2 separate regions of the Homo sapiens genome follow, and region 2 is linked to region 1. Evidence: chromatin contacts called from ENCODE POLR2A ChIA-PET data. All regions are on one chromosome and are shown on one strand. Each heading gives the region's core, a stretch centred on a gene start or an enhancer-like site at or near the end of the contact. The rest is flanking DNA. Distances are from core to core; before and after follow the strand shown.

What was found. ChIA-PET counts read pairs that join two places held with the same protein, here RNA polymerase II (POLR2A).
Region 2: POLR2A ChIA-PET joins it to region 1 with 13 read pairs in H1. The contact joins the enhancer-like site here to the promoter of TCF7L1 in region 1. POLR2A ChIA-PET finds 5 or more read pairs at or near these places in 2 of 52 experiments (H1 and WTC11).

Annotation. Positions count from the first base shown.
Region 1 is chr2:85,131,234-85,135,594 of GRCh38, reverse strand. It overlaps TCF7L1 (transcription factor 7 like 1), which reads right to left and starts at 2,203. Exons shown (of 12, transcript NM_031283.3): 1 at 1,662-2,203; 2 at 1,516-1,579; 3 at 1,145-1,272. The coding sequence starts at 1,910. RefSeq lists enhancers at 1-443, 444-1,018, 1,594-2,168 and a silencer at 2,534-2,603.
Region 2 is chr2:84,956,759-84,960,807 of GRCh38, reverse strand. No RefSeq gene overlaps it. Among named protein-coding and RNA genes, the nearest start is that of KCMF1, 12 kb to the left of the region's middle. RefSeq lists enhancers at 279-968, 969-1,658, 1,659-2,349, 2,350-3,038 and a silencer at 2,368-2,662. Within about 2 kb of position 2,392, at least 18 of the 41 ENCODE cell types and tissues checked have a DNase peak (open chromatin) inside an H3K27ac peak, as active enhancers do.

The DNA of each region.
Region 1 (4,361 bases), core at 954-3,453:
TTCAGCACCTAGCCTTTCTCTAGCACCCTTTAATTATCGTCGTTATTTTAGGGCAGTCTTAGCATAAAGTGTGTTGCTGGGACCCTGCTCCTAAGAGGCTAACACTCCCTGCCCCCTTACCCACCGTCGACAGCGAAGTGGCAGGCAATGGGAATCTGGGCGGGAAGCAAAGAACTACTACGATTCACATCGCGCCCAAGCAGCAGCACGCGGGAACCTGGCACACAGTAGGTAGGCGTTCACCCAACATCTGTCATCGGACCCAGCACCTGGGCAGGGAGCCTAGGGGTGGAGTGGCGGCTTGGGGGACACAAAGGCCTCGCCAGCCCCCAGCTGCGCCCCTCGCAACGCGGGGGGCGGGAGTTTAGAGCCAGAGAGAGGGGGCGAAGGAATCCGCCCTCATTTGCACGTCGTCTGGGGCCCGGTCAATTTGCTTAATCACCGCTCTAAATGCCAGCGGGCAGCACACAATACGCGCCCATTAACAGGTTTAAAGTGTCGCAGCGCTCGCTTTAAATGAGAAAAGCAGGCGACAAAAGGGGGAAAAAGCCAAGTTCCTCAACTTGAAGAATGCCTTGGGTCGCCTCGAAATCATCTACGCGAGTTTAAAATTCGGAGCTAGCTCCGCAGAAAAGCTGAGGCCCCGGTGCGAGGGCTGGGGGTGGGAACGGGGGCTGTGAATAACCCGCCACGAAAACTGGGTTTCTTAGGAACCAGCCTGCAGCCGCCCAGTGAACCCGGAGTCGGAGGACAACGTCGCCAACCCAGCTCCCTAGGCCCCTTGCCCCACTGCCAGAGAAAGCTGACCGATTTCCAAGAAGGAAAGCGAGACCCCCCCAAAGCGGGCACAAATCCAAGTTTCCTTCGGTGCAGGCGAAGAATTCTGGAGGCCAAGGAAGATCCCAGAGGTGGACTCCAAAACCTCAACCCGCAAGAGGGGAAAAGTTAAAGTAACTTTACTTTCATCCAGGCACTGGCCAGCGCAGCCTCGCGCTCGGCCGCCAGAGAGTAGTTCAACTCCGCAAACAAGTTCTGCTTGGGATCGGCGCAGAAGGCCCCATCCCCCACTCCATGGCCAAGCCCGGGGGCGCATCCTGCGGGCCGCGGCCTCCCACCCTCCCCGGCGCGCCCGACGGGCACTCACGGTGCGCGCTCCTCCGGGAGACAGGGGTCCGTTGGAGAGGTACGGGCTGCTCAGGTCCGGGATCATCAGGAAGGGGTACCCAGGGTACGGGGGTCCTTTAAAGAACGCGCTGTCCTGAGGCCTTCTCACTGCGAACAAGACCAAGGCGAGGTGAGGCCCAGGCCCCCGGGACTGACAGCGCCGCGGCAGGGGGCTCGAGGCGGGAGCTGGGGACCCCAGCGCCCCCCACGCGCGCCCCACGGGGGCTGCCGCCAATAAAGGCGGAGGGCAAGGGTGCGTCCACCCAAGCAAGGGGGACGGTGGGCCGCCCGGGCTGAGCAGCGGAGCGCAGCGGGAATCGAGAGTGGGGGGCTGTCCCAGCGGGCACATACCTTCGGCGAAATAGTCCCGCGGCTTCTGGAAAGTGTCCCGGACGGGCTGCGGGCGCCTCTCCGCCTGCGGAGGAGACACAAAGGCAAGAGCGGGTGAGCGGACGCAGGGCCGGGATCCCCCGGGGGTGGCCGCGGTGCTTCCTTACCTCCGAGTCCGAGCTGCTGCTCTGGTTCTCCGACTCGTTGACCAGGGACGACTTGACCTCGTCTAGGTCCCGCTGCGCCGAGGCGCTATCGCTGCTCGGCTCCTGCTCCTCGCCCCCCTCGTCCTGGAAGGGGATCAGCTCGTCGTTCGCCCCGAGGTCGTCCCCTCCGCCGGCCGCCCCGGCGCTGGAGCCGCCGCCTCCCCCGCTGCCGCCGCCGCCGCCGCCGCCCCCGCCGCCGAGCTGGGGCATGGTGGGGCCGCGGGCCGGGGCCGCCGCTCTCGGAGCCCCTAGCCGCCCGCGCCCTGCCCGGCCCGGCCCGGCGCCCCTCCCGCCCGCTTGCGGGCCCGCTGCGCTAGCCGCCGCAACAAAGTTTGACAGGGCGTGGCCCCGCGGGAAGCGGGCCCGGCGCTGCCCGGCCGGGGCGCAGGCGGCTCGGCTCGGGCCCCTCCGGCAGCGCCGAGCCTAGGGCTCCCCAACTCGCCACCGCCGCCGCCTGCTCCGCCGGGGCGTCCCAGCCCCTGGCCCGCCGGGGAGGGGCGAGCGGGGAGGGAGGGAGGAGGGACCGCCGGGCTGGGCAGGGGGGCCGGAGGGAGGAGCCCCGGCTGCAAGCTGACACCCGCGCGCCTCGCGGAACCCGGAGAGCTGCGGTGCGCGCGCACACACACACATACACACGCACTCACACTCACACGTTCACACTCGCATCTTCCAGGGGCTGCGTCTCCCTGCAACGTGCACCGCCCCCAACCCCCTCCTGCGCCTCACACTGCACCCTCGGCGGCCCTCCCCACGGCCTCCCTGGAGTCCTGGAAGTCTTGCGCCCACCCCTCCGCATCCCCTAACTTTCTCCCAAAGAACCTCCAGAACTCCGCGCAGGTTCCCACCCCCTCCCACCGTATCGGCGCGCGGGCGGGCGGCACTGCCCCCTGCGGGAAAGCCTCGGACGCACATACTGGCCGCGGGGCCCTCCCCCTGCCTAGAGTCCCTCCGAGTGCGCGAGCTGATGCACGGACTAGGACACTGGGGACATCTATGGAACCCCGGAAAATGCCCGGCGGCTTTCCGCGCCTTTTTCCTGTGGGGTTCCAACGCGACCCCCGGCCCAGGTTTTCAACCTTGTACAGATATACAGATTTCCCTGCTGAAATCTTGAAGATCACCTTTTCTTCATTGTTTGGGACTAGGTCCTAAATCGAAAAATCGCGGTCTTGGGTTCCAAAAGAATTTGGATTTGGTTCATTGAGAGGGAAAATTGCCTGTCCAGTGATCTCCGAAGCCATTCACAAAGCTGCGTGAGTAGCCAGTGAACACGAGAAAAATGCTCAACCAGCCTCATACCTAAGTAATGCCTGTGGTGCGAGCGCCACGGCCCGCGCCTGGAGTTCCATCTACTCCCGAGGCCTAGGCAGGAGGATCGCTGGAGCCCAGGAGTTTGAGACCAGCCTGGGCAACATAGCAAGACCTTGTCTCCAAAAAAAAAATTTTTTTAATAAAGAAATGCCTGTTACAATGACATTAAGATGTCGTTTCTCTCCAACCTGTGCGGGAAAGTTTGAGGAAAATGAATATCTTGTGTTATCCTCCGTGGGGAACTATTAGAGCATAAACTTTGAAAACAGCTTGGAAGGCAGTATGGAACTATGTAAAACTATTTTCAGCCCAACTGGCAGAAGAGTTTCTACAGAGGTGCCCGCACATATGGGCAAAGCCACATATGCTAGGTTCAAAGCATCAGAGAGCTTGGTGACATGCATTCTTCATCTTTCTTTACAGTGACAGTCCATGCAGCTGGCCAGTTCTATGCAGTGTCCCCGCCCCTCCCCCCACCCATACACACACACACACACACACACACACACACACACACACACACACACACAGGCACATGGACCAAGATTGATTTTGGAGGAACATCTTTAAATGAAACACTATATATGACACTCACTATTTTATTTTTGTTTTTAAAAAAATTATACACATTTATTTCTGCGTAGAAAAAAATCTGAGAAGATGCAAATTATTATCAATGACTATTTCTGGGAAAGGATAAGTGAAAGGAGATAGTTTTCTGGTTTCTATGAACTTTATAACAAGCAGATATGCCTTTTCTAATTTTTTACACAATACATGAGTACAGTCTCATAAAGCGTTTTCAAATAACAGATGTATCTTGAGCAGTATCGAGTAACAAGTAAAAGTTCCTCTTTCCCCCTCAGGACACAGGACCCTTCTAATTAACCACTTTCAGTTAACTGCCTCTGGTTAACCACTGTCACTAGTTTGGTATATATCCTTCCAGACACTTTCCTAGGCAGTTATGAACATATGTAAACGTATTTACAGATATTCTGATGTACATACATAGAATCATACTCTTTGTATTATTGTGTGTTATTTTATTTTTATAAGATTTAAAAGTCAGACGATTTTTCATGTTTATGGTCCATAAATATATGAAAAACCTATTGTACTAGTTTTCTGCTGCTACTGTCACAAATCACGAAAACTTGGTGGCTTAAAACAACAGAAGTTTATCCTCTCATAGTTGTGGAAGACAGAAGTCCACTGTCAGTTTCACTGAGTAGAAATGGAGGTGTTGACGGGGCCATGCTCCCTCTGGAGGCTCCGAAAAGAATCTACCCTTGTCTCTTGCAGCTTCTGGGGGCTTGTGACCACATCACTCCCACCCTTGCGTCTGTA
Region 2 (4,049 bases), core at 1,143-3,642, 170 kb after region 1:
TCCCAGCACTTTGGGAGGCCGAGGCGCGTAGATCAGGAGGTCAGGAGGTCAGGATTTCAAGACCAGCCTGGCCAAGATGGTGAAACCCCATCTCTACTAAAAATACAAAAATTAGCTGGGCATGGTGGCTCGCGCCTGTAGTCCCATCTACTCAGGAGGCTGAGGCAGGAGAATCGCTTGAACCCGGGAGGTGGAGGTTGCAGTGAGCCGAGATCGTGCCACTGCACTCCAGCCTGAGAGACAGAGTGAGACTCTGTCAAAAAAGAAAAATTGCCAGTGGAGATAAAGGTGTCCATTTGGGTAGGTCAGGAAGCTGTGGTATTCATGCCTCATGGCCTTCATTTTCTTAGAGCGTAGGGTAAAATCATGCCATTTTTTGCCTCTGTGCCTCATAAGTTTGTACTCCTTCCTCCTTTAAAAATCAGCTGTAAGAGCTGGATGTGCTGTAAGGGCTGGACGTGGTGGCACATGCCTGTAGTTCCTACTTGGGAAGCTGAGATGGGAGGACCACTTGAGTCCGGGAGGTTGAGGCTGCAGTGAGCTATGATTGCACCACTGCTCTCCAGCCTGGGTGACAGAGCAACACCTTGTCTCTTGGGAAAAAAAAAAAAAAAAAAAATCAGCTCCAGACCCCTGCCTTTGTGAACCTTTTCTTGAAGGAAAGAGTGTGGGTTGGGGCCACTTCCAGTGGAATCACCAGGAGGGGAGTGGAGGGAGGAGGGAAGGTGCTCAGAATAAACATTCAATGTCCCTGAGCATTCCTAGATCAACCGGATCAGGATCTCTGAAGGATGGGGCTCAAAGATTGGCATTTGAAAGAACACCCGTGGGGATCCTGATGGTGCAATAAAGTTGTAGAACCACCTCACTAAGTGCTCCCAATTCCTTTTACAATTCTCTATTATTGCAATTTAATCCTTTCACTTCCCCCACTGGGCTGCCCTTGGGCAGGAGTAGGTGTCTTTGTTTACATACTTGTAGCACAGCCCTGCAGTTGGCTATCATAGTGGGCTTTGGGTGCTTATTTGTGAAATGAATGATGTGTACAAAACTGGAACCCAGATGTCCTGATTCCCAGACTCATAATTTGCTCTATCACATTTTATCTCTAGAAGCTGCTGAATTCCTCAGGAAGGCATTTCCTGGTCCAACTGTGCCTAAAACTCATATGCCAATTTAAAAAGCACAAATCCACATAGAAAGATTCTCTGAAGAAGGAGACAGTGTATGGGGGATTGGTTGCTCTAAGGAAGATTAGAAAATGAGGTCACCTGAAAGTGAAGGGAGCGGGATGCACACAAAGTAACAAGCCCCTGGAGCAGGTCTGTTCCAAGTGTGTCACCCAGGTCTCCCCCAAAAACCATCAAGGAGTTAGAAACATACTGTGGAAAAGATCCCTAGAATGTAACAGTTAAGAAGCTGGATGCTCAGGAGGTAATGAGTCATAGAATGCTTGTGTGTGGACTGCATGGAATCCAGAAAAGGGGAAGCCATAGGTTAGAAATTATAGCGTCTCAGCTGGGCACGGTGGCTCACGCCTGTAATCCTAGCTCTTTGGGAGGCTGAGGTGGGTGGATCACCTGAGGTCAGGAGTTCGAGACCAGCCTAGCCAACATGGCTTCACCGTCTCTACTGAAAATACAAAAATTAGCCAGCGTGGTGGCGGACGCCTATAATCCCAGCTATTCAGGAGACTGAGGCAGGAGAATCGCCTGAACCCGGTGGGGTGGAGGTTGCAGTGAGCCAAGATCGCGCCACTTCATTCCAGCCTGGGTGAAAAAGCAAAACTCTTGTCTCAAAAAAAAAAAAAAAAAAGAAGAAGCAATTAGAATTTATAGAGTTGTTGTAATATCCAAAGGTATAGATGCTCTGATACCACTGGGTAGTGCTGTTAATTTAGAAAGAACTGGTCCAAAAGAATGCGAATTCATCTTAGGAGAAATGGGTGTTTCCACTAAGAACAGCTCATCCCTTTTCTTTAATCATTTAGTAACTCTTTATAGATTACCTCCAATGTGTCAGGGGCTGTATTCACTGTGTCTTGCCGGAGATATGACAGTGGGCAAAACAGGTACAGGACGTACCCTTGAGAACTCACAGTATTATTCTTGTTTATTCATCAGGTTTCTAACCTGTAATTTGATATGCTTTGTGGATTTGCCTGGCACTCTGAGCAAATGACCAAAACCAATTATTCTGCCAGGTAGGCCTCTGTTCTCACGTTAATAACATTCTAGTTGTGAGTCATTTATGACTTCGATGAGAGAGTATAAAACAAACAGTTCCATTAGGGGTTGGTTTTTCCCTGGACAAATGGGTACAGAGCTGGGCCTGCTGATGAGCTCAGCAAGAAGTCCCCACCCTGGGAAGCCCTGCCAACTGCCAGCACCTTGTATTCAGCAGGCTCTCAGCCACACACAGGCTAAGTCACAGCCCCTGGCCCCATTAGGAATGTGTGTATCCTTTCCTGCCTGAATGGCCCACTGAGAGGTCGTTGGGAAAATTCTTGGAGCGTCGGATTCCTGGATGTCTTGAATTCCAAAGAGCTTGAATCAGCACAAAGCTTAGGGCCCAGGGCTGTATTTTAAAGGAAGACGCAGCAGGGGCAGGTGATGGTAAATAGAGGAGAGTGAACATGGCGGGAACAGACTTCAGGCTGCACCTGTGACTGAGGACAGCCCCCAAATTCTTAGTTCTGAGAGAAACCCCTGAGGGCCAAAAACAGCATGCTCAGTTCCTGGTAATTCCTTAAAAACAGGCTTCTATCAGACCTGGCTCTAAAAAAACATTCACTCAGGCTGGATCCAGGTTTGGGGCCCTGAGGCTTATATATTTGGTACAGGCAACTCTTAAGAAAGAAGTGCAAAATTAGATATAGGGCTTGGAAGCCCTGTTTGAGGAAGCCAGGGACCCTGAAGTGTAAGCTTCAGTAGTTTCACAGTAAATCCACCTATGTGTTCATGCTGGAGAGTAAAAATATCCCATGTCTGTGATCCCAAAGGATCAGAGGGCTCTCTGGATGCTTAGAGGAAGGAAGGAAGCAGGGATGAGAGCAACTTCAATGTTTTAATTCATTGATCTTATTAATAAATCACATTCCCAGCCGGGCGCGGTGGCTCATGCCTGTAATCCCAACACTTTGGGAGGCCGAGGCGGGCGGATCACAAGGTCAGGAGATCGAGACCATCCCGGCTAACATGCTGAAACCCCGTCTCTACTAAAAATACAAAAAAAAAAAAAAAAAAAAAATTAGCCGGGCGGGGTGGTGGGTGCCTGTAGTCCCAGCTACTGGCTGAGCCTGGAGATTGGCATGAACCCAGGAGGCGGAGCTCGCAGTGAGCCATGATCGCGCCACTGCACTCCAGCCTGGGCGACAGAGCGAGACTCCGTCTCAAAAAATAAAAATAAAAAATAAATCACATTCCCTTTTCTTCATCCCTTACATTCAGTTAAAGGTTTAAATGCTAGACTTGGCCAGGCATGGTGACACACGCCTGTAATCCCAGCACTTTGGGAAGCCAAGGCGGGTGGATCACTTGAGCCAGGACTTCGAGACCAGCCTGGGCAACATGGCGAAACCCCATCTCTACAAAAAAAAAAATACAAAAAAATTAACCTGGTGTGGTGCTGCATGTCTGTAGTCGCAGCTACTTGGTAGGCTAAGGCGGGAGGACCACTTGAGCCCAGGAGGTCGAGGCTGCAGTGAGCCATGATTGTGTCACCGCACAACAGCCTGGATGACAGAGCAAGACCCTGTCTCAAAAAAAAAAAAGTAGATTCTGAGCTACTCGAGGACAGCAATCATATCTTATTTGTCTTTGAATCCCAAGTACTTTGCAAATAGCATTTGTTGAATGGATGAATGAATGAGTGAGTGAGTGAGTGAGTGAGTGAGTGAGTGAGTGAGTGAATTCTCCCAGGAACTGAGACCTGATAGTCATATATTCCCCTCTCCCTTCCTCTTGACTGCTCCGGCAGGTGGCATAGACTAATCATGAACTCTGGAGTAAGACCTGAGTTGAATCCCAGCTTTGCCACATACCATCAGG